Linked DNA regions of Homo sapiens: region 2 is linked to region 1. The links are chromatin loops, found by intact Hi-C in ENCODE. Cell type or tissue: ovary. All regions are shown on one strand. Links, peaks and the distances in the headings refer to the core of each region. The heading gives the core; the rest is flanking DNA.

Region 1 (11,602 bases), core at 5,087-7,586:
GAATATTAAATGTATATTATAAATAATGATATCTTAGATAAAATATATGAAATATATTTAACATAACTGACACTACATATGATAGAGTATATAACATTTTTTAATTTAATTTAACATTTCTGGTCAATATTATTGCAAAATGAATTAAGCCAATCTAGCCACTTGGCCTCATCCAGCAAGAGGTCATTAGAGATATGTCATAATGAAAATGAGTCTTAAACCAAAATCTACCAAATGGGTAATGTCGTGCAGACAGAGCAGACTCAAAACTGTCCTACAATTTGTTTCTGTATTTTGGGGAAGAACCTGCTCTCTGCCCTTCTATCTTCAGAGGTTTGGTAAATATTCACTTCTAGTTTCTCTTAGTTTACTAAATTTTTGTTCATAAGCCCTTAATATTTTTTCTTATTTATATATATTTATTGTAAAATATTAGAAAGAGACCCAGCAAAAAGAAAAAATTAAAACCTCATGTTTAATCCCATGGTGAATGATAAGCTCTGTTGACATTTTGATACAGATTTTTCCAGAGTTTTATCTATATCTCTGTTGAATTTTATCAAGGGTCCTTTTGACATTTATTTAGATGATACAGTGTTTTCTCATTTGATAGTGATTTATTCAATCTCTTAATTTTGGTGACTTTATGTATGTACTTCAAGTAATCCTACTTAGTTATTTTGACTATTTCTTTTGGAAAAACAAAATAACTCTGGCAAGTGTGTAATAAAGATATCCTCTCCATTGGAATTTGTGAAGAATCCATTACATATTGGGAGGCTATATTAAAATTATAAAATAACACTATGCATAATTGTATGTTAATGCACTAGAAAATCTAATTACAACAGACTTTTAAAAATATATAAATTAATAAGATTTACCTCAAGGACAATTAGATTACGTAAGTGGAACAATAATCAGGAAGGAAAAAAATTGATTGAAATTATTCCCCAATTTCTACCCACCTCTCAAAAAAGGGCACCTCATTCAGATAGGTCTTATAGGTGATTTTTTATTCCTTTGCTTATAACCTGTTTTGATGGAATTCTTATAACATTTTTATGGCTAAAATTCTTCTTTGTCTCTATTTGTCGGGTCACTTTAGAGAATCTTTCCTGAAGATGATAGACATCTTTATACCTATAGAAAAATCTATGGATGTAAATATTTTCTTAAATTCCCCATGCATTTTGCTTGGATTGATAAAGAACATTTTTTATTTTTCTTTTTAAAGATTGTTTCTTCCACTATTGTTTTCCCCTTCTAGACAGAACAACTAATATCCAAAGATTGGATTGTTTTTTTCTTTTTGGGGAGAGAGGAGGGTTGCATTCTGGAAGGCTTTTTTTTGAGATGGAGTCTCACTCTGTCTCCAGGCTGGAGCACAGTGGCACAATCTTGGCTCACTGCAACCTCAGCCTCTGGGTAAGTGATTCTCCTGCCTCAGCCTCCTGAGTAGCTGGGACTACAGGTGCATGCCACCACGTTCAGCTAATTTTTTTGTATTTTTAGTAGAGACGGCATTTCACCATGTTGGCCAGGATGGCCTCGATATCTTGACCTTGTGATCCACCCACCTCGGCCTCCCAAAGTGCTGGGATTACAGGTGTGAGCCATCACACCAGGCCAATAATGTTTATCTTTGTTTTCCACTTAAGTTTTCAGTAGCATCAAGTTGTTTTGTTCCTTGCTTGCCAGCACAATTTTAGATTCTATCACTTTTAGTTTTTATGTAGCTTTGTCAAATCTTGGCCTTTTTATGCCCACGTAGTTTTATAGAGATAATCTTTTACATTTTATTATGAGCACAAAGCAAGAATTAAATTTTTGTTTTTCTGTACCTTTCAGGAATCTGTTTCAGAAGGAGGTGCAGTCTTTGGCTCTGTCTCTTGTGCTGTAGAATTTTTTTGGCTCATTTCTGTTTGCTCATTTTTAGGAAGGAGACTCTATTTTCTTCTTGGAGATATAGTAATATTCCTGAACTCAGCCACAGATTCAGTTAAATTTTTATTTGATTTATTTTTTTAAATTTATTTTGAGATGGGGCCTCACTGTTGCCCAGGCTGGAGTGCACTGGCATGATCTTAGCTCACTGCACCCTCGACCACCTGGGCCCTAGCAAGCCTCCTGCCTTAGCCTCCCCAGTAGCTGGGACTACAGGCACATGCCACCATGGTCAGCTTTAGTCTAATTTTTAAAAGAATCCATGGCAGTTCCCTGAGTTGCAGTTGCAGAAAAAGAGAAACACTACTAAGATCAGAGAAGAAGCAGGAATTGGCAAGACTGGCAGCCAAGAGCTTTATAATATCACTTTGTGGAACCTAGGGATATATATGAGCATTGCAAATCCAATTTTTAGTCTCTAAGCAGCTTCCTGCATTCGTGCTTGAAAAGAAACTGAAGGAGCAGCACTGGAAGGCTAGTCTGTTTATTCCAAGGAGAAAAAGAAAAAACAAAAAAAAAAAACACCAGAGGCCTGCAGTCTGGTTTGAAGTCTAGGCTTAGTTTTTAGACTGAATGGTACAATAGTATTAGGAGGTGTATTTTAAGCTGGAAAGAATTGTGGTGGTGAAGCTAATGAGAAGTGCAAAAGCCTGGAAAAGGGTAAGTTAGAATCAGTGGAACCTAAGGTGTTTATTTTTCTGGCTGAAAATTCTTCAGTTAACACCACTTGGGAGCTTAAAAGTTCTGTACTGGAAATTATAAAGATATTTTTATTTTGGTTTTATTTTTAAATTAATTATTTTAAGATTTCACGTTGCCGTGAGAAAGTAGATAATTTTATTTTTAGATTATTGCTCTTAGTCTTCTTTTTCCTAGTTTGTGTGTAAAAAGAGATAGGAAACGATGCAAGGACAGCTTAAGAGGAGAGATTTTGCTTACTGGGCATTTAATTAAACTTTGAGAGAGGAAGAGATTTTGCATTTACAAGCCAATTTGTGTTTTTGCTAATGAATGCTTTTTGATTACATTTTATATTGAGTTTTCTCTACATTTTGTAAATCAAGGAGAATTATAAAACAAATACCTATTCTACTTATTTATCCAAGAGCTCCTTTTTTTACATTAATTATATTTTATTTTTGTATAAAGTATAATTGGCTGTGTGTGGTGGCATATACCTGTAATGTCAGCACTTTGAGAGGCTGCTTAGTCCTCCCTAGATCAGCCTGGTCAACATTGTAAGACTCTGTCTTTACAAAAAAAAAAAAAAAAAAAAAAAAAAGCCACGTGTGGTGGCTCAAGCCTATAGTCCCAGCTACTTGGGAGGCTGAGGTGGGAGGATCACTTGAGCCAAGGAGTTCAAGGCTGCAGTGAGCTGTAATCACACCACTGCACTCCAGCCTGGGTGAGAGAGCAATACCCTATCTCAACAAAAACAAAAGCTGTTTGTAAAGTATAATTAATGCTAGTCTTTCTGAAATATCAGTTTAGTGCTGTGAATAAAACAGAAAAGTCTTGCTTGAGAAATTGTTGGTTCCGAAGATTTTTCCATTTTTCCTCAATTAAAATGGCTTTATTTAAAATGATTAAATAACACTTGCTTATTATAAAGAATATAATAGTAAGTAAAATTATTAAAAAGAAAGTGAAGATCAGTTGAAGTTCCACCTTTTTTTTTTGAGACAAATTCTCGCCGTGTCATCCAGGCTGGGGAGTGTAGTGCGATCTTGGCTCACTGCAGCCTCCACCTCCTGGGTTCAAGCAATCCTCCTGCCTCAGCTCCCAGAGTAGCTGGGACTAGAGGCATGAGCCACCACACCTGGCTAATTTTTGTATTTTTTGTAGAGATGGGGTCTTGCCATGTTGCCCAGGCTGGTCTCAAACTTCTGGGCTCAAGAGATCCACCCACCTTGGACTCCTAAAGTGATGAGATTATTGGCATGAGCCACTGTGCCCAGTGAAATTCTCCTTTTTAGAGAACTTTATTAGTATTTTGGTAAACACTAAAATTTGTTTGGCAAATGTGTACACACACACACACACACACACACTCATGATATTTCATAAGGAATTATACGGGAATGCTGTTTTTATTATAATGGACAGGACCCCATTTCCCCTCACCCCCATTTTATAATTCCCGTTCCTGTACTCTGAGCTAACCCTTAGAGTCATCTCCTGCAGGGGTTCTTAGCAGCATCAGCATCCCTAGGAACTTGCCAGAAATGCAAATTCTCAGACCTCATGCTGGACCTACTGAATCAGACACTCTGTGGATGGGGCCCAGCAATCTGTGTTTTAATAAAACTTTCAAGCGATTCTGCTGTGTGCTAAAGATTGAGAACCATGGACTTAGTGCAAACATTTTCATGTTCTTCTGTATTCATATATACATATACAAGCTTTAGTAGAAGGATCATATTATGTGGACTTCTGTATCTTTTCCAACTCAGTGATACTTTGTATAAACTCCTATAAGCCATCAGACATAGCTCAAACTCACTCTAATTAATGAATAGGTATGGGTCAAGCTCATTCCCTATTGATGGCCATTCACTTTGTTTCAGTTCTTGGCAATCATGAACAATTATTCACCAGACATCCTGTCCATATGTCCTTATATGTTGATACTTTCATCTCTATGGGATAGATTCCTAGGAGTAGAATTGCTGGATGAAGGGCATACATATTTTAAATTTTAGTGGATTGCTTTGCAAATGAGATCTAATAGTTGACATTTTATTCAGCAACTTTCAGAAATATTTAATGTCTATTTCTTTAGCTTTAATAACTGATAATTATGTAGCTGGGGATTATGTTCTCATTTTCATTGTGCAAAGAAAGGAGGGATGTTAAATTTTGTATGTTGATTAAGTTGGTGAAGGGTTAGAAGTGTCCTTTATTTCTCCCATTTCTCAAATTCTGACTAATATGAGCATCTATTAGTCAGAATTTGACTAATCCGTGGAGATTTTTTTTAACATCTGCAGAGGGTGCATGTGTGAGACTGTGTGTGTGGGCTCTTGCTCCCTTCCACCCTTCTGAGGTGCTGTGCAGACATGTTAATCATAGCCACTGACTGAGAAGAGTGTAATCACTTTTTTCTCTGGAGGCTGCAAATTGTATAACCATTTGGGCAGTGGGAGTTTTTTGCTTCAGTAGCTTGTTTCCAGCTGGATCTAAGATACTTCGCTATTCCCTTAGCATTTTATGTTTATATTATTCTTTTATTCTGAGTCACTGTCTCCTGCTGTGTTTGGTCCCAAGAATGTTGGTTGCTGCTGGGCTCATTGTGGGTGTTGAAGGTATAATCTGATGTCTAGAGGTAGTGGGGGAAACTCTATCCTATTCAGCCTTTTCTAATTTCTGGATGTTGGTATAGCTTCCATGAATACTTGGTGGAGCATGCTCCCCTTGGTCCCAGCCTTCTGCAGGGAGGGCCGGAGGACAGGGCCCAAGTTGTCTGGATGGACTCTTCCCCAGCTCAGGGAAGCAGCTTCTTATTGAGGTAGTAAGTGACTTGGTGGCTTTGTTCTGGGGTCACCCAGCAGGGGCCTTCTTCCGGATCCCTGCAGATTCCCTGTGGCTTTTGGGTCCTGTGGAAGGAAATCCTGTCCTCCAGACACTGCCCTTCTCTCTTGGTGGCCCTCCATCCCCCAGTGGGCTACCTATGACTGGCCTCATGCCCATCAACTCGAAATATTAGTCTATGAGGGCATCTTGGGGACCTTTGCCTGGGCACCCTCACTTTGCTGATGAGGAGATTAGTCTCCAAGAGGGAGATTGACTGGCTTGACTAAGTTAACTCAGCTGGTTTGACACTCTGGATTTTAAAATGCTCTATTAGAAGTCATAAGAATAATTTTTTTTGACTCAGAAAATTTGTTAGTGGCAGATCCCACAATAAGCCTGGGGTTTTCCGACCTTCACTGGTAACGACCTTCCCCACTGCTCTGCCACATCTCCATTTCCTCATTGACCAAGTACTCAAAGGCACCATTTTATCCTTTCCTGTCCTGCAACTGCCTTTGAGCTTTCTGACATGAATGGGGCTCCTTCATGGACCTTAAATTAAAGGGTCTCTCTTTTCTTTTATCTCACTAGAGGATGCTGCTGGTAACTATGTCTAGGCAAGCCCTGACCTTCTGAAGCTCATTTGCTCACAAGAAGCCAGACCTATTAATTGATGGTCATTTGCTCCATTCAGTTCTTCCCAGCTCAAAATAATAGAAATTTTCATTAGCTCAGGTGTCAGAGGGTGGTAGGTAAGGGTGTCTTTCAAAACAGGTTAGTACAGCTAAGTCTAGCTTAGCCAATGGAATCGGGCAGGGCTTTTGCCTGAATGCAACTTCTAGATCACGTGTTTACTTTGTGCAAATTTGTTTTTAGCGAATTATATTAACTTTACTTGTGTCTTTATTTAAAACACAGCAGCATGTGCATCTCAGAGGATTGCCACCTGCTGGGGTGTTTCTGCCATTGTCAGTTAATCTGTGCTCCCTGAAGTTGGTTTTCTTTGCTGGCTTTTGTTTTCTACTAACTTAACTTGACCTTTTCCTATCCTCTCTGAATGGCCTTGCTTTTATCTCTTTGCCTTGTCTCCTGTTTTCCTTCTGAGGGGGCAAACAAATTCCAAAGCAGCAGTTCTAGCCATAGAGCAAAGAGAGGACCATGGTAACTGTTTTACCCAGCCTGGCCAGCAGCCACGAGATGTCAGTTCCTGGGAAGTCTGAAGCTCCTTAGCTGCTGCAGGAGATTGCTTGGTAGTTCTGGCAGGAGCAGAGAGGAAAAGCTTCTCAGACTTTAGCAAAACCTTTGACTTACAAACATTTTACAAATCCTCCATTAGCTTCATCCCATTTCACATTTTGAAAGAAACAGTTCCCTCTTCTCTCAATACAATGCCACTTTATGGTGCCCCCTCCTACTGTCACAACTGAGATGATAAGCTTCTGGGGAAAGGCCCAAAGGTGAATATACAACTACAGAAGACCACAGGAAGAGTCAGCCTAGCACCCAGCTTTGAAGAAATTTCTTAGTGGGTGTGAGTTTCAGGTCCGTGGGTAAGTAAGTGCCAAGTGTGCTTAAAGTCTGATGCTGCCTCACTTCCTGTATTTCAGTGACAGCTCCCACAATTTGGGTGGTGTGCAGCCTGTATTTTTAATAAAGAACTTGAAGTAGCCGATATTTTTGTTCTGTTTGAGTTTTTAAAATGTTTTACCATCTAAGTAAGGATTTTAGGCATGATGGAAATGGGTTAGAGTTTTCTCTGGGAGAAGCCTCAGTAAAAGAAATAACGTGATCCAGGTAAAATGTTTTATTTCCATATTCCAGAAAGGCAGCCCTTATAGAAGATGTGATTTAGCTATACTACCTTCTCAGCAGTTCCTCCTGCTTACACCTGAGGAGGGTGTGCATGTTTTAAATAAGTGTCTCTAGCTCTTGCCTTCTTTTCCTCTCCATATCTTGATGCTGTTACTTTTATCAAAACGGATCTTATGAAGGTCACTAAGTTTGCTCTTGCTTAATCTAAGGTGTTTATTTTCTCAAGTCCCCATTTAGTGCCATGCACTGTAAGAGCAGAGAGTGAGAAACAAGGTCTCACGTCCCTGCTCTCGCAGAATGCACTTGGGAGTAGGAGACAGAAAGTAAGTAGGTAAACGAATAAACAAATAAGAATTTCAGATGGTAGTATGGGTTAGGACAATACAAGGCTATGACATGGCAGAGAATTGTGTGTGTGTGTCATTAGTCTCTCTGGGATCTCCTGGAGAGCAGTCTAGTAGAGGGATCAGAAAGCACGAAGGCCCTGGAGTGGAAATGAACTTTTTGTATTTGAGGGACAACAAAAGGCCAGCATGGCCCTTGCATTGTGAGGGAGGGGAGAGGAGAGGAGACAGGTCAGAGAGGTGGGAGGGGCCAGGTCATGCCCATAGGTTGGTGGGGGAGTTGCATGATTTGATTTATGTTTAAAAAGTGTACTTTCAATGTTCGTGAACTCTGCTGGTTCTTTTTCAAGTTATCTCTTTGTCTATTGTGCTTTCCTCTCCTCTGTTGTGTGGGTGTTCCCCAGGGCCCTCTGCTTTCCCCTCTTTTTCTCGCGAGCTCATCTATTCTTGTTATTTAGACCACCACTCCTCCTGAAAGACTCCCACATGTGGGCCCTCTCGTCTTGACCTCTGCCCAGGCCTCGTCTTCCATTTCCAGCTGGCCTGTTTGCTATTATCACTCAGTTAGCCAGGATTTGACTTTAAGTTCAGACTGTTATATTTTTTAAAAGTTTTCCAAGTTTTCCTCTAAGCAACTCCTCTTTCCAACTTCCTGATTTCTGTTACCATCCCACCACTCTCCCAGGTGTCCTGCTTTAAGTTGAGTTTTTGTAATTCCTCCAACCTTTGTCCTCTGTCTTGATCAGTCATCAAGACCTGCTGATGGCCATGGCTGTCCTCTCTCTCTCCTCAGCCATTGTTCTAATTCACCTTTGGATTATTGCCCCTGGCCTCTTCAGAGTTGCCATTTTCTCAGAACTGGTGAAGACTTTATCATGTCTTTCAAGTATTATTTCCCTACATTCATCTCGCAACTCGCAGCCATATCATTTATCTGTTCTAATCAGACAAGTCCTCTCTACCCTAGTGGACTTTCCTCATTCTCTTATTTCTAGGACATCACCCAAGCTGTTTTCGTTCCATATCCAGGAATGCCACTAAGGTAGGAATGGGATGCAATATGGTATGTTGGTTATGACCTTGGATAGCTATGCATTTGGCCGTGCATCCTCTCCTGAACGCAGATTGTTACCCTTCATTACATTGCAATACCTAGTGCAGTGCCCAACGCACTGTAGGCTTTCACTAAACGTTTGTGGATTGAGTTTCTGGAGAATCATTGAGGGGAGGCAAGCTTGCTCTCTGACCCTTTATAGGAGCATTCCAGGCAATGGCTGTGGTCATTAGGGGGAGGGTCCCATTGACAAAAGTGTTGATAATTAAAGATGATTTGGGGTCACATATGTAGGACTGCAGAAACCCTTTACGCCATAAGCTCCAGCCATACCCTTCTGCTCTCAGTTCTTCGTGAATGCCATGCTTCTTCCTGGCCAGGACCTTTGTATGTGCGGTTGTCTTCACCTAGCATACTCTTGCTTCCTTCCCCTTTGTATAATTGAATTCTTACTCATTTTCCAGATTTCAGCTCAAATGTCACATCCTTAATATAGTCCTCTAGACATTTTCTATTTTGAGAGAGTATTGTTGTTATTGTTTTGTTTAGTGTCCCTTCTATTGTAAGCACCAATACAACAGAGACTCAAACATTCAATTAAAATTTGTAATTTGTCTTTATAAACGAATATTCATTTTCAATCTAATTTTGTTTTTATAATTTTATTCCTTTTCTGAAAGGAAATCCTTCCAATGGCATAATCTTCTAGTGGACAATTGTTTTTGTCCACTGATTTTCCAACACTAGTTTAGTGCTTGGCATGTATTACATAATAAATATTTGTTGAATTAGTACACAGTTCTAATTTAGTGCCATTCAATAAACAGCGGTTGAGGCTCCTCCTGGAGCACTCTTTAATTTTGTTGTTTGCTTATTTCTGTACTGTGAGTTTTCCCAGCAGGTATGTGACCATCACTATTTTGGGACTGGGACTGTCATTTGAGTTTTTGTATTCCAGCTGCACGAAGAGATAGAGAGATGGTCCAGCAGGAAGGTGCTGTCATCATAATCTTCAGTAAATTTGGAGGTTTGGGGAACATGTCTCAGAGTTTGAAACTTAACATTTTTAAGGTACTATATGGAATATGTAAACATTATGCAATAAAAAATTAAGGAAGTCTTTTCGAGGTAGACAATTCCTGGCTGAGAACTAGAACTTAACAGGAAGTTTTGTTAAAACTGTAGGGAATGAAAAGCTTACTTTATCAGACAGGAAGTTCCTGAAGAATCTCCTAACTCAGAAAAGATTATCTGTGAACGATGTCACATGAACTCTTTTTACCCCCTTCTTTAGCATTCTTTACTTAGTATCTCCCAGCACTTATAGTTACTGTAATTTGCATCTTTGAAAAAATCATTATGTTAATCTGTTTTCCATTACTTATAATAGAATACCTGAAACTGGGTAATTTATAAGAAACAAAATGTATATCTTATAGAACTAGAAGCTGGGAAGTCCAAAGTTGAGGGGGCACGTGTAGTGAGAGCTGCCTTGCTAGTAGGGACTCTCTGAAGAGTCCTGAGATGGCAGAGGCCATCTCACCTGAGGGGCTGAGTGTGCTCACACGATAGCTCAGGTCTCTCTCCCTCTTCTTACAGAGCCACCAGTCCCCCTCCCACAATAACCCATTAATCATGAATAGATTGACCTATTCATGAGGTCTCTGCCCTCATGATCCAATCACCTCTTAAAGGCCCTACCTCTCAATACAACCACATGCGGATTAAATTTCAACATGAGTTTCTGGAGGGGACATTCAAACCATAGCAACCATGAAGTTACTACCTTAGTTGATTAGAGCATCTCATGGTGCCCTACAACATGTTTTCACACATTAGCCATTTCATCAGAACCACACATCGTTTGGCAGTGGAGATGAACATGGTGATGTTAAGTGACTTGCCCCATGTGCATTTGTATGTGCATTAATTCACATGACAGATTTTAAGTTTCAAATACTAAGTGAAATACAGGCAGGGGCAGATGCAGGTTTTGTGAGGCCTGAAGATTATGCCATTGGAAGGATTCCCTTTCAGAAAAGGAATACAATTATAAAAATAAAATTAGATTGAAAGTGAGTATTCATTTATAACGATAAATAACAAATCTTAAAAAGCTGGCAAATTCCATAAACGTAACATTTCCAATTCAGATTCCTCTTATCCAGGTCCTGAAAATGCCCTCAGACATTCCAGTGCCACCCAACAGGAAGGAGAGTGTGTCCGAGGGGAAATTGAATGGAAAGAGAAAGCCAGCTTAACAAATTGTAGTTAAAATACCCCACCCCTTACCCTGCATAGAATACTTTTAATTTCTCTGTAACATCATCCACCAAGAACACTTTGGATAAACATCAAATTACAAGCTAATCTTGTGATATTCTATGTTGTTATTGTTGCTTTCCTCTGATGGAAATCTGGTGACCACCCCTGATTTGTACAGGTCAAATTTGATCCATTTTGAAAAGTCTCTTGCTACTGCAGATTAGAAGGAAATGACTGTATGACCATTTTGCTTAGGGTCTTCCCTAAGCATTGAAAGACGTCTTTGGGAGCCTTGAAGCTTCATTAGTGTGATATGGAAAATCTGCCTCTGGTTTCTGAGTTTTTTTTCAAAGATGGAGGAAACTGGCTGCCCTGCCCTTGAGAATTCGCTACTGGGGAGGCAATCGCATCATTACAGAAAGTGATTATGTGTGATAATTGTGATAAGTGTTGGATAAGAACATGCTGAGAATGCTCCTGAAGCCACAGGAGAGGCAAATGGACTGCAGAGCCTGTGTAGGAGCTGGGTTCACAATGGAGACTGGAATTAGCCGGGTCACAGGCAGGTGAAGGGTGGTCCAAGGAGAAGGCGTGGTCTGAGAGAGGGTGCCTGCACTGGTTGGCACCGGCTGACTGGAGGGGAGGGTTGCTGTGAGCCTGGGAGAGG
Region 2 (11,602 bases), core at 3,388-5,887, 55 kb after region 1:
TATCTATCTGTAGATTTCAGGATGGGAACTACATTAAGAACATAAAGGAAAGATTGAGTTAAATGAAAAGCTGTAGATAAGTCACTAAATATTCGTGCATTTGCTGTTTGTTCACTAACATGGTGGGGAGAAAATGTACTGAGCCTGGCACAGAAAGATGTAGATTTATTTCTGGCTCTGCTCCTCACTAGATCCAATATTTTCAGTGTTCTCTTTAATAAACAAGGTTCATAATAATACCTCCCAGGTATTATTGTGGGAATAAGACAAGAAAACACACAAGAAAGCACTGTATAAATTGTGGTGTGCTGTACACATAGATAATATGTATAAGTAGTTAGATATGTCAATATCTGTATTTGTATACATGTGCACACACATATAAGAAATAATATTTGCATCTCCACACTTCCTTTTAACGAAGTACTTCAGCTAAACACAGTAATTTGAATAAAATACTTTGTGCCCACGGTGCTTCCTTTGGTACCACATATGCTATTGTACTTGAGAAATTGTGAAGAGGATAACCTAACTTGGGGGTTGGGGCAGAAATCAAGAAACCTAATATTACACATCTGGCTCTGGGATCCTGAGCTAGTTAGCAGTAGTACCTATAGTTGTATTTACTTACCTATAAAATGGGATAATAACCATGCATGCTTTTTTTTTCTTTTAACTTTTCAAGGATCTTACAAAGTTCAGTACACTTGTTCTACAGGAAAGGCTCTGTATAGATTTTTTTTTCTTATTGTAAAGAAGACAAGTTTCAAATATTGAATACAAATCAAATTTGATAGTTCACTTAGCACTGTATTTTAGCATAATAGTTTTCATGGCATGTATTAGTAAACATTGATTATAATATTTAACAGTCAACTTATATTTACCTTTATTATGCTTCTTTCCCTAAATCATCCCATATAAAGGCTGTGTATAATACTAGAATCCATTGGAAGATAGTTTATGTCTTCCTGTCAAATAAAAAGGTGACAATTACCATTGAAAAGTATTTATTAACTTCCCATTTTTGCCTGTTACTATAAAAGCTAGAGTTCATAAACTTTTTTTGAATCTTTAGATGCCTTTGAGACTATGATGAAAGCCATAAAAAACCTTTCCTCAGAAAATGGACATATATACACACAAAAAACATTATTATGTTTTGCTAATAATTTTCAGAGGTCCTCAAACTGTCTGAAATCCATATTCAGATTCTTCCCTTGGTTAAGAAACCCCACTATAAAAAGATGTATCCTTTTTTCTAATTGTCATAATTTGAAAATACAGTATTTGTTCATTGCCCAGTCATGCCATATATTTAAGAAACCAGAGAGTTAAGGTGTTGTTCAGCAAATAGCATTGTTATTAACGAAGTGTAATTATATACAGATGCATTGTTTATAATGGGAGGGAAGAAAGGGAGGAAGGGAGAGAAAACATGAGTACAGGAATACCCAGTGATTAGGCTAATACAGCCACTCAATTACTCAAGGTATTAGAGACATAGATTAATGAAAAAATCTTTAGAACATGCAAACTGGTGTTGACAACCATTTCCACTTTAAATACCATCTGGAAAGGAATAGGAAAGTTGGATGAGATAGTTTAAGGTGGCAAAAACATTTGTTACCTTTTTGGTTCTCTGGGAAGAAATCCATAGATGTCACAGCATTTCAGCAGAAGGATTGGTCTTTGAAAATTATTGAGTTTTATGAGTAGAATTTCTCTAGAGGATGTTTGATGGTAAAAAATGTTAGTTTAATTTACCTGATTCTTTGTGTGTATTTATATTGAACTATGTTTAGTATGATTCTAGTCAGTTCAGCTTTTCTGCTCTACATTTGTGATTCCTGTTTTCCATGTGACTTGGCCTTCCAAGATTTTATGGGAGTACTGATGAGTATTTTTTATTTGGGCATGATTGGGTAAGAGGTGATATACCTTCACTATTTGACAGGGAAAGGGAATGATTCTGACACTGATTCCAACTGGTTCACTTGGGAAACTAAAAATTTTGACCTGCCAAAGGCAAAGTTTGTAGGTGAATTCATATGTGAAACAGAAGAGGGAAGACTAAATTTATTCAAATTGAGATTTGGTTTGGCCACCAGCAATGTTTACATTATTTTGCAATAGACTTTTATGAAAGTGAGCAATAAATTTCAGTGGCAATGGAAAAAGGTGAATTAAATCAGCGAGGAACTGTTTATGATCTGTTAACACAGGAAATACTTCCAAAGATAGTTTTGGCAAGGTTGGGGTGAAAATGATACTCTTAACCAGCACATGTGATAAAAGTTGATACAAAATTTTTGGAAAGAAGTTTGGCAATTTGTGACAACTTGTTCATATTTTTGGAAGCATTTCTAGAATTTTATTCTAAAATAACATCTCAAAGGATAAAAATTACTTAAAATGTTTATAAAGAGTTGTTTAAAATGTTAAAAAGTCAGAAGTACACTTAACGAACAGTAGATGAATATTTAAGTAATCATGCAATTGTGGAACATCAAACACTTGGTGGAATGCAATTAAAAAGGGTGCCAAAGATTGTAACAATGTAGAAAAATACTTTTGATAGAAGAGAAGAAACCACACAGTATGTATTAATGTATTATGCCATGAGTATAGCTGTGTAATAATTACCTGTGCATATGAATAAAGACTGGAAGAGAATAGGAAAAATGAAAAAAGGTTGATAGTTTAGGATCATGTCAATGCAGATGAAATCTAAATACCTTTAATTGCTATTATTTATTCAATAATGAAAACTTTTAAACAGTCTTCTAATTTTATGCTTTTATGGATTTTTATGTTAGATATTGAATTAATTAGAAATTTAATCATTTGGTAGAAGGCATGTTTTTGCTCCTAATGGATAGCTATTGTTCTAAAACTGTTTATTGAATTGTCCATTCTTTCCCTGCTGATTTGAAATGCCACCTATTATAACATAATTTCCATGGGTCCATGTGTCTGCCTCGGACTTTGAACTTGTCTGTCTCTATGCTACCATTACTCTGTTTAAATGACCCTGGTTTTATTGTATGTTTTGCTTTGTGGTAGAGCAAGCTTTGACAGCCCAAACATTCTCTCTCAAAAATATCATTTCGATTCTAGTGTATTTACTCCTCCAGATGAACTTTAGAATAAGCTTGTTGAGTTTCATTTGAAAAATGGGTTTTGACTGGAATACACTAAACTTGTTGATTAATTTGGGGAGATAATTTTGCCTAGCATGCTTCTTATTTTTTCCAGAAATTTCAGTGGCATATTTGAGTGTTTTTTATTTTGGATATAGTGAGTTTATAGAAAGGTGAGAACACATCTCTATTGTTTCTATGTAGAAGCAGAGTGATTCTGATATTTATGCCAACAAATTTATCTAGGAAAGTTTCTAGTTTTCAATTGCCTGAAACAAAGAATGTAATTGGATCCAGATGGGGAACTGAAAGAGATACTTTGGAATTCTGTACATTGGAATTTTGTCTTTGCCATATATGAAATCGGTGGCCTTTTTAGAAAAGTAGCAGATTTTCAGTGGACTCAGTGGTTAGAAAGATCCCACTCTTACCCAAAAAACTGCCACCTGTGGTTGGCTATTTAAGCTGTACTTGCATATTCTTTCAGAAGGCCGTTCTTCCTGCTGATCTCCTAAGTAGCTTTATCTAAATCCGTCTCCTTTGAGCTTTATCTGCCTTTTCTGAATGAAAATGTCCGTGTTATTTCATCTTCATATTTTCTTTCCTTGTCTTCCTCTCCTGCCCATCCATTTCTGTCTAAGTGGGTCTCTCTGTTGGTTTCTGTATCACCCCCTTCTTCTTCCATAGCATCTTTAACTGGGTCTTTCTGATGTTTTTCTGGTTACCATATAAGAGACTTTTTTTATTGCTGAATATCTTCTGAGTGTTAGGACTTCTGGGCATCTCTCTTTAATCTCCTTAATGGGCATGTCTTATTACTCACATGACTGTTGGTTATCCTTTCACTAGTGTAAAGCATGGCATGGTTCTTGGAAGGCAGGCGTGATGAATTACAAGACTGTAATGTTCAGGGTTGTATTGTGTTGGAAAGGGTTGCAATTAAACTCTCATAAGCTGTAGTCCTTGTCCACCCAACCGAATAAAATAGTAATATGATCGTTGTTTTGAATAGATGCAGATTAGATATCCTTGTGATCTGTGAAAATTTTTGATCTGTTTATATAATTTGTTTTTTTATTTAAAAAAAATCACGAACAGGTCAGGTCAGATTCTGCCTGTGGATAGTTAACAGTCTCTTTAGAAACCAGGAACATGACTAAAGCAAGCTGTTCTTCCTTTTTTAGGAAATGGAATTTTGTCTAAGTTTCCTCTCTCAGTCATGTTAGACATTTGTTGTTTTTTGCTTTTCAGATCTCCTTCCTGAACTTTTTTGGAAGCTATTGTATGGTAGATTTTTCTTGGCGTGTTGCTTTTCTATTGATTACGTTTATGTGTGCACATACACACGCATGCTCATATGCAGAAAAAGGGCAATTCAAAACTGCCAACCAGTGATTTTTTTTCAGAACTCTATACTTTGTATTTATACCATTTCATAATTTCCGATAACTGTGTGTGTGATACATTTTAAACCACTAGAAAAGCATAGTTGTTTGTTTATTGTAAAAAACTGAGATTAAATAACCATGTGACTACTAGAAAACCCTACACCGATTTTGTTTTTGATCCTGATTGGCTTAACTCTTAGTGTCCTGTGAAATATCTTGCTAATATTTGTCAGAGGCAAATTGATGTTAAGGAGTCTGTGTAGGCTTTTATCTGTTCACTTTCTCCTCTATCATAGGGTAAGGATATCTTGGCGAGCAGGTTTGTTTTTGTTGGACAAGCACACAAAAGCCCAGATGCTTCTCCACGCAGGGCCGAGCTCTGGAAGCCCTCCAAAGTGGGCGACCCTTTCCACCTCCAGGTTTCCATTTCCCCGCCACTCCCACAGGCTGGGCAGAATGCGCTCTCTCTCTGGAGGCCCCACTTTGTATTGCTTTTTGTGTTTTCGGTAGGGAGTAGCACAAATCCTTCAAAGCCTCTGGGGTCTGGAGATGACCTGGCAGTCCCTACCATAGCTGCTGTTCCCCTGGGTGCAACACGGCTGCTGTAGCCCCTCCGCAAAGCCTCAGGATGATGAAATACCCGAGAGCCCCAGCCTGCTGCCCCACTTCCTTTGACATTAGTCCTCAGAGGATGCCTCGGTGACCTGAGGTGGCAGCTCCTCTCCTTGGGACCAAGGCACTTTGCAGGGCTTTGTGCCAACCAGAAGCTCTTAAGAGAAAGTGTGAGGAAAGAGCACTTGGAAACCCCTCAGAGAAGAGAAATAGCAAATGGAAATAGCATAGCAAGGGGGAGGGAGTAGTCCTATTTATTTGGCAATGTTTGTAAATATTTAAGATTCTTACAGCTGACTATGGTCTAGCACAGGGTGAGGCCAGAGCTAAGAATAATTATCATGAACTTTTGTACTAATAATGGAATTTTGGATACAGGATAAAAATTAACTCAAGCCATGATGTTCAGCTGGTAGAAATTCAGAGTAGAAGACTGCTGGGTGTGGTGGCACATCCTTGTAGCCCCAGCTACCAGGGAGGCTGAAGTGGGAGGATTGCTTGCGCAGAGGAGTTTAAGACCAGCCTGGGCAACATAGTGAGACCCTGTCTCTAAAAATAATTTTTGAAAAGCAAACGGCAACGAAGTACCACACTCCTACATCTAGTACATTTTAAAGAAAGAAAAAATTCTTTCCTGTGCCCTGAAGTTCTTTAACTTTAAAAACAGAACAAACCAGCTCTGATACCCATACCTAAATACATCAGGAAGCATCTTCCCTAATGTCAAATGTGTTGTTGTTGGAAGGAAGCACTCATGCTATTTGAACTCAACCACATGAAGTGAACATAACAAATGACACTGTTATGGACCCAGGTCCTTTGTATTGTGCTTTCTTAGAGCCAGGACAAGGAAGTCTGACAATGCCCCGACTTATTCCTTTTTCAGGGGCAGATGATGATCTATGCGAAGTTTGACAAAAATGTGTATCTTCCTGAAGATGCTGAGTTTTACTTTACTTATGACGGATCTCATCAGCGACATGTCATGATTGCAGAGCGCATCGAGGATAACGTTCTCCAGTCCAGCGTCCCAGGTGAGGTGTCCTCTTTGTTGTGCAGCTGGGAAATTAGTCTGCAAATAACTTCCCTCCAGGGCTGTAGGCCAGGAAGAGAGCCAGGAAGAAAAAGAAAACAGTGCTGCAAGGTCAGGAGTGTGTGCGTGCCTGTGTGTGTATGTGTATATTAGGAAGAACACTCACATCTGAGATTCTTCCAGTTGTATCTGCTGCTTAATTAGGAGTCTTAACTTAGACCAGGCAGACCCATCCTATTGACTGCACCCAACTTTTATGGTTGGGTGTGCTTTGCATGCAGTCAACTGGAGGAAACACTGTCTATTGAGTATCACCTCCTAATCACCTCCTATAACCTCAGACTCATTGCCAGGGTTGGCTCAGGCAGAACTGACATTGACAAAGTTTGTCTTCTCTCTTCCTCATTCTTCTGTAAGCAGCCTGGCAGCCATGGGTCTGCCTCTCCTCTGCTTGCTCCGTTTGGTCACTGGGGTTCTTTCCTTGATGCCCTGTCCATCCAGAATCTTCCTTGGGGGATCTCCAGCTCCAGAACTTTCTCTCCCCATCATCAAAATGCTTACATTTGGAAACCTGTAATTTCCCCTGTTGTCTTCTTGATAGATGACAAATTAATATATCCTGTTCACATATTGTGACGAGCTAATAGCCCTTCTCAATATAGTTGTTTTATATTTTTATTGGTATGTGGGTTGTGCATTTAAGAGTCATCAGGCTTTAACCTAATGGTGGAATTAAAATGTCATTACCTACAGGACAGGGAGGGCATTTTAGAATTCTTTTTTATTGATTGGTTGGTTTTTCTTAACTGTGGGTCTTTCAGGCCCTTTTAATTTGTATCATAAAGAGACTCTTTAATTTTTATTAGAGTTAAGATTGAGATCATTTTTAAAGGAGCTTGTCCCTACCTGCTTCTGTAACATATCTGCTACACGTGGAAAGAAGGTAGCCAGTGAACATGCAAACAACACAGACACAGTGAGAATTGTAGAGAAGTGCAGATACCTCTTAGCTCTACCTGGTCTTGGTCACTGAATTAATCTGTTGTCCAATTTCTGAGACCATCGGCAATTTTAAGCACTTCTGTCTTTAGTCCAGTAATCTGCATCGTTAAAAGAAAGAAAAGACAGTCAAACCGAATTAATGGGCCAGTCATGGTGGCTCATGCCTGTAATCCCAGCACTACGGGAGGCCGAGGTAGGAGGATCACCTGAGGTCGGGAGTTTGAGACCAGCCTGGCCAACGTGGGGAAACCCCATCTCTATTACAAATATAAAAATTAGCTGGGCATGGTGGCCGGTGCCTTTAGTCCCAGCTACTTGGGAAGCTGAGGCTGGAGAATCACTTGAACCTGGGAGACAGAGGTTGCAGTGAGCTGAGATCATGTCACTGCACTCCAGCCTGGGAGACAGAGCGAGACTCTGTCTCAAAACGAAAACAAAAACCAAAACAAATCTAATTAACGGCACATAGTTACTTCAGCTGTTGGTTGCTTTCCCTCTGCCCTTTTGCTCTGGCTAATGTTTTCCCTACCTTTCGTTTTGCTCCCTTTTCTTGGTTTTCTCCTTTATCAAGCCCTTATAGAGAAAGGATAAAAAATAATAACTAAAGTGCCACTCCTATTTTCAAAACTTTTTATCTTTTTCTTTACTTGCATGTGGTGGCGACTCTCCTCCTCCTTCCTTAGGAGGAAGGTAATATAATCTTTTGTTTATATTGTGGTCTACTTAAAAGTGAGGTTTCTTATCTTCATTTTAACAGAATCTAGAGGCAGGTGACAGTTTCTATTTCTGAACCTTGAATTTCCCTGGTGACAGCTTTTACCAGGACAACCTTTCAAAATCTGTAAGACAGATTTATTTAATATTTCCTGGGTATGTGTAGTCTGGTGGGAGGTGGGTGCATTCTGTGCCCGTACCATGAGACCACTTTTAAGAGTCGATGACAAAGTGACACTAGTTCTCTTTCAGTAAACTTGGGATAGTCTTGTTCCTTGGAGCCCTAGCTGCAAAGCCTCTGGGAAAAGTCTTTGGTGAATAAGGCAGAGGAGGAATGATTGTACCTGTTAGCCATTTGACTGGGGGCAACAGGGTGCTATGAACCAGTGGTAGCTGAATAACTCTTCTCTGTCCAGTCATGATTATCATGATCATAGTGATTTGCTGCCACCAATTCCTGAAAAATCTGCCAAGGGCAGCATAAAAATGTACCTGGGTAAGAGCTTCCCAGCTCTGGCAAAATAAGAGAGTGGGGCAAAGAAGAGGAAGAGTGAAGGGAGGGACAAACAGCAGGATTTGGTGACACTCTCAGGAGAAATATTGAGAACACCTACAAGACAGAGACACTATTGTCAGAAGAGGGGGCAGTGAGCAACAACACACACACACACATAGATATGTATATATATATTTTCCCTTTTGTTTTCTCTTGGGTAGTCTTCACCCACCTTAACTCACATTCAAAGGAGCTCTATGGAATTAGGGCAAACTTGTGTAATTGTATGGTGCTATCTTATAAACTTATTGCTTAAATATGTAAAAATATGTGACTCAGGAGGAAATGGCAGAGTGGAAAAGAGCAAAGGACTTGAAGACAACAAACACAAATTCAGGGGTCAGGGTAGGAGTAAAAGGTTAAAGGAATGCTGAATAGCAGTGTTTGGTAACGATAGGAGAACAGATGCTCAAGTGTTCAGAGCTCGTAAAGGTAAGTTTTAAAATCAGGAGTAACTGAAAGAAGATGGAGTCAGCATTAGTTTGGCCCACATGCTTGGCAGTGTGTAAGGGTAATGGGCTGGCTTTCCTTTCTGCTTTGTTCTCCTGGAGCGTGTTGTCTGCTTAAGCTATGTGGTGGGGCTAGCACATTGGACCCCTGTGAGAGCATCTCCTACAGACTTGGGGTGAACTGTTCACTGTCTTGTTGTCCAGGCCATGGGCTTCAGGAGACGGTGACGGTATCTGTGTGCCTCTGCTCGGAAGGTTACTCTCCGGTGACCATGGGCTCTGGCTCAGTGACCTACGTGGACAACATGGCTTGCAGGCTGGCTCGTCTGCTGGTGACGCAGGCCAATCGCCTCACAGCCTGCAGCCACCAGACCCTGCTGACCCCATTTGCCTTGACGGCAGGAGCACTGCCTGCCTTGGATGAGGAGCTCGTGCTGGCTCTGACCCATCTGGAATTGCCTCTAGAGTGGACTGTGTTGGGAAGTTCTTCACTTGAAGGTGGGTCATCACCAGAAAATTCAGATATCCCCTCTGTGTGTCAAGTTCAGAATGTACCTTATGCTATACTGTGTGTTCCCCTCGGCAGGTTTTCCTGCCCACTTTTTACCTGAACCTTGCTCTGATGTGGAGGGGCTCCCTGAGGTCCTGAGCCACTCATCTCTGGGCTGGTTTATGTGACTCCGTGCCAGGAGGTGTGGGATAAATGGAAGAGCCTTGTCTCAAGTGGGGAAAGACTGTTTCTTTATGGTATGCTCTTGAGTCAGCTGCTCTGGGCTGTGGCTCCACTTCCCTTGGCAAGTTTTCTTGCTGTGGGAAGGGGACATTGCTGCCCCATTTCCAAATAGGTAGGCTCACTGGACAAGAAAGATCATGTCACCAACTCTGTGAAACACCTGGAAGACATGTGACCACATGGGAAACATAACCAATGAATTGACATCTTTGAAAGTGTCAGTGTCACTGAGAGCATTTGTGTTACATTTGTACTAGTTTTTGGAGTTCTAAAGACCAAATGGACTCTGAATACCAAGTATTTGGAATCTGCGTGTGAACAAGGCTATAGATGTTATATATAGGCCCTTACTAGACATGAGGCTAAACTGATCAATAGATGCTTTTTAAAAATGAAAAAATAAAATCTTTTTTTGAGAGATGGGGTCTCACTGTGTTGCTCAGGCTGAACTTGAACTTCTGACTTCAGTGATCCTTCTGCCTCAGTCTCCCAAAGTGCTGGGATTACAGGCATGAGCCCACGTGTCCAGCCAATAGCTGCTTTTTATTGGTGATTACAAGTTATATATAATTTTATTGGAAATACACAAATGTTGTTTTGTAATTTATTAAATACAACATATATTATTGCTTTTTTTTGCTATCCTTCCTGTGACCTTAGCTTTGTAGTCAGATGATGCTATTTTTGAGAGTTTCTGCTTCCTGGTAAATTCTAGTTGTAAGTTTCAGGTTGGCTTAAATTCGATCATGGATGAGATTAAATGCACTGCTCTGGGTAAAGGGGTGTGAATTTTGTAAACAGAATTATAAAGCCATAAGTCACAATCCAAAAGGATCTCTGTTTCTTTCCTTTAATCAGGGTCACACTAAAACTCTTCTGGGTACTTAAAGACGTCTCTTGTTTTTAAGACCTTGGATGAGGGAAGTCACAAGTCTAGTCCAGCACCGAGCCATGCCTGAATCCTGTGTGCTGTACTCTCCTGTGTGGTGGCTAATTGATACGTATGGCGTGGGCTCCCTGAGGGTGTGGGTGGTGTTTGTTCTGCTTGCTATTATCCCCAAGGATTCAGCAAGGAGATATGAAATATAAGGGGGAGTTGCAGTGATGATACTTGAAAGGTCTTGGGATACACCATTCATTCATTCATTCAACAAATACTTTTTAAAAATGAAGTATTAATAAAATATTTTTAATAAAGTATTTAATAAAGTAAATGTGCTGCACATTTTAAATTTCTACAATGAGTCATAGTAGTACCTGCTTCTTTAGCTGATGAGACAGGGTCATCTTGCTCTGTTGCCCAGGCTGGAGCGCAGTGGCACAATCATAGCTCACTGCAACCTCAAATTCTTGGGCTCATGTGATCCTACTGCCTCAGATTCCCGGGTATCTAAGATTATAGGTGTATGTCACATGCCTGGCTAATTAAAATTTTTATTTTTATTTTTATTTTATTTATTTATTTATTTATTTTTTTAGAGACAGAGTCTTGCTGTATTTCTCAGGCTTGTCTCAAACACCTGGCCTCAGGCGAGCCTCCCACCTCAGCCTCCCCAGTAGCTGGGATTATAGGCACCTGGCTCAACAAATATTTCTTAAACTCTTGCTATGTGCTAAGCCCTTATATACAAGGGAATTGCAATAGTAATACTTGATCGTCTGGAGATACACCCTTTCTATCTCACATATGTAAGTGATAGATGACATGTATGATCTACATTAATATAGATATAGTATATATAAATTTATATATCTATGATACATATTGTCTATATCTAAATATTATATACATATAATGTTTTCTGGCTAAGAAACTTCATCTTAAGCCTCTTGGATTTTTAAAAAGATTTCTAACTATAATATTGGAAGGTGTTTTTTTGGGGGGGTGTGGATCCATTTTGACAAAGACACAAAAGTTTCATGATTTCCCATGAGTAAAGGAAGAGCATCACAGCCTCACGCAGGGGCAGAT

What was found. A loop is a pair of places that touch in the nucleus more often than their neighbours do. Peaks named below come from ENCODE experiments on the same cell type or tissue, not always from the same donor. Only the 100,000 strongest peaks of a DNase experiment are listed, where the experiment ranks them.
Region 2: a loop joins it to region 1, with 2.2 times the contacts of the local background. A loop is called at or near these places in 4 of 110 quality-filtered maps.

Annotation. Positions count from the first base shown.
Region 1 is chr5:73,687,323-73,698,924 of GRCh38, forward strand. All of the region lies in intron 2 of ARHGEF28 (Rho guanine nucleotide exchange factor 28), which reads left to right. Among named protein-coding and RNA genes, the nearest start is that of ARHGEF28, 67 kb to the left of the region's middle. RefSeq lists an enhancer at 6,160-6,784. In ovary, for the core only: a CTCF peak has its summit at 6,415 (motif pointing left); a DNase peak (open chromatin) is centred at 6,390; H3K27ac peaks cover 2,500 bases.
Region 2 is chr5:73,743,808-73,755,409 of GRCh38, forward strand. ARHGEF28 (Rho guanine nucleotide exchange factor 28) reads left to right here. Exons shown (of 36, transcript NM_001177693.2): 3 at 6,030-6,177; 4 at 9,102-9,395. Among named protein-coding and RNA genes, the nearest start is that of ARHGEF28, 120 kb to the left of the region's middle. RefSeq lists an enhancer at 3,362-3,943 and silencers at 4,717-5,011, 6,117-6,411. In ovary, for the core only: no CTCF peak of the experiment used is centred there; DNase peaks (open chromatin) are centred at 4,934 and 5,216; H3K4me3 peaks cover 823 bases; H3K27ac peaks cover 2,500 bases.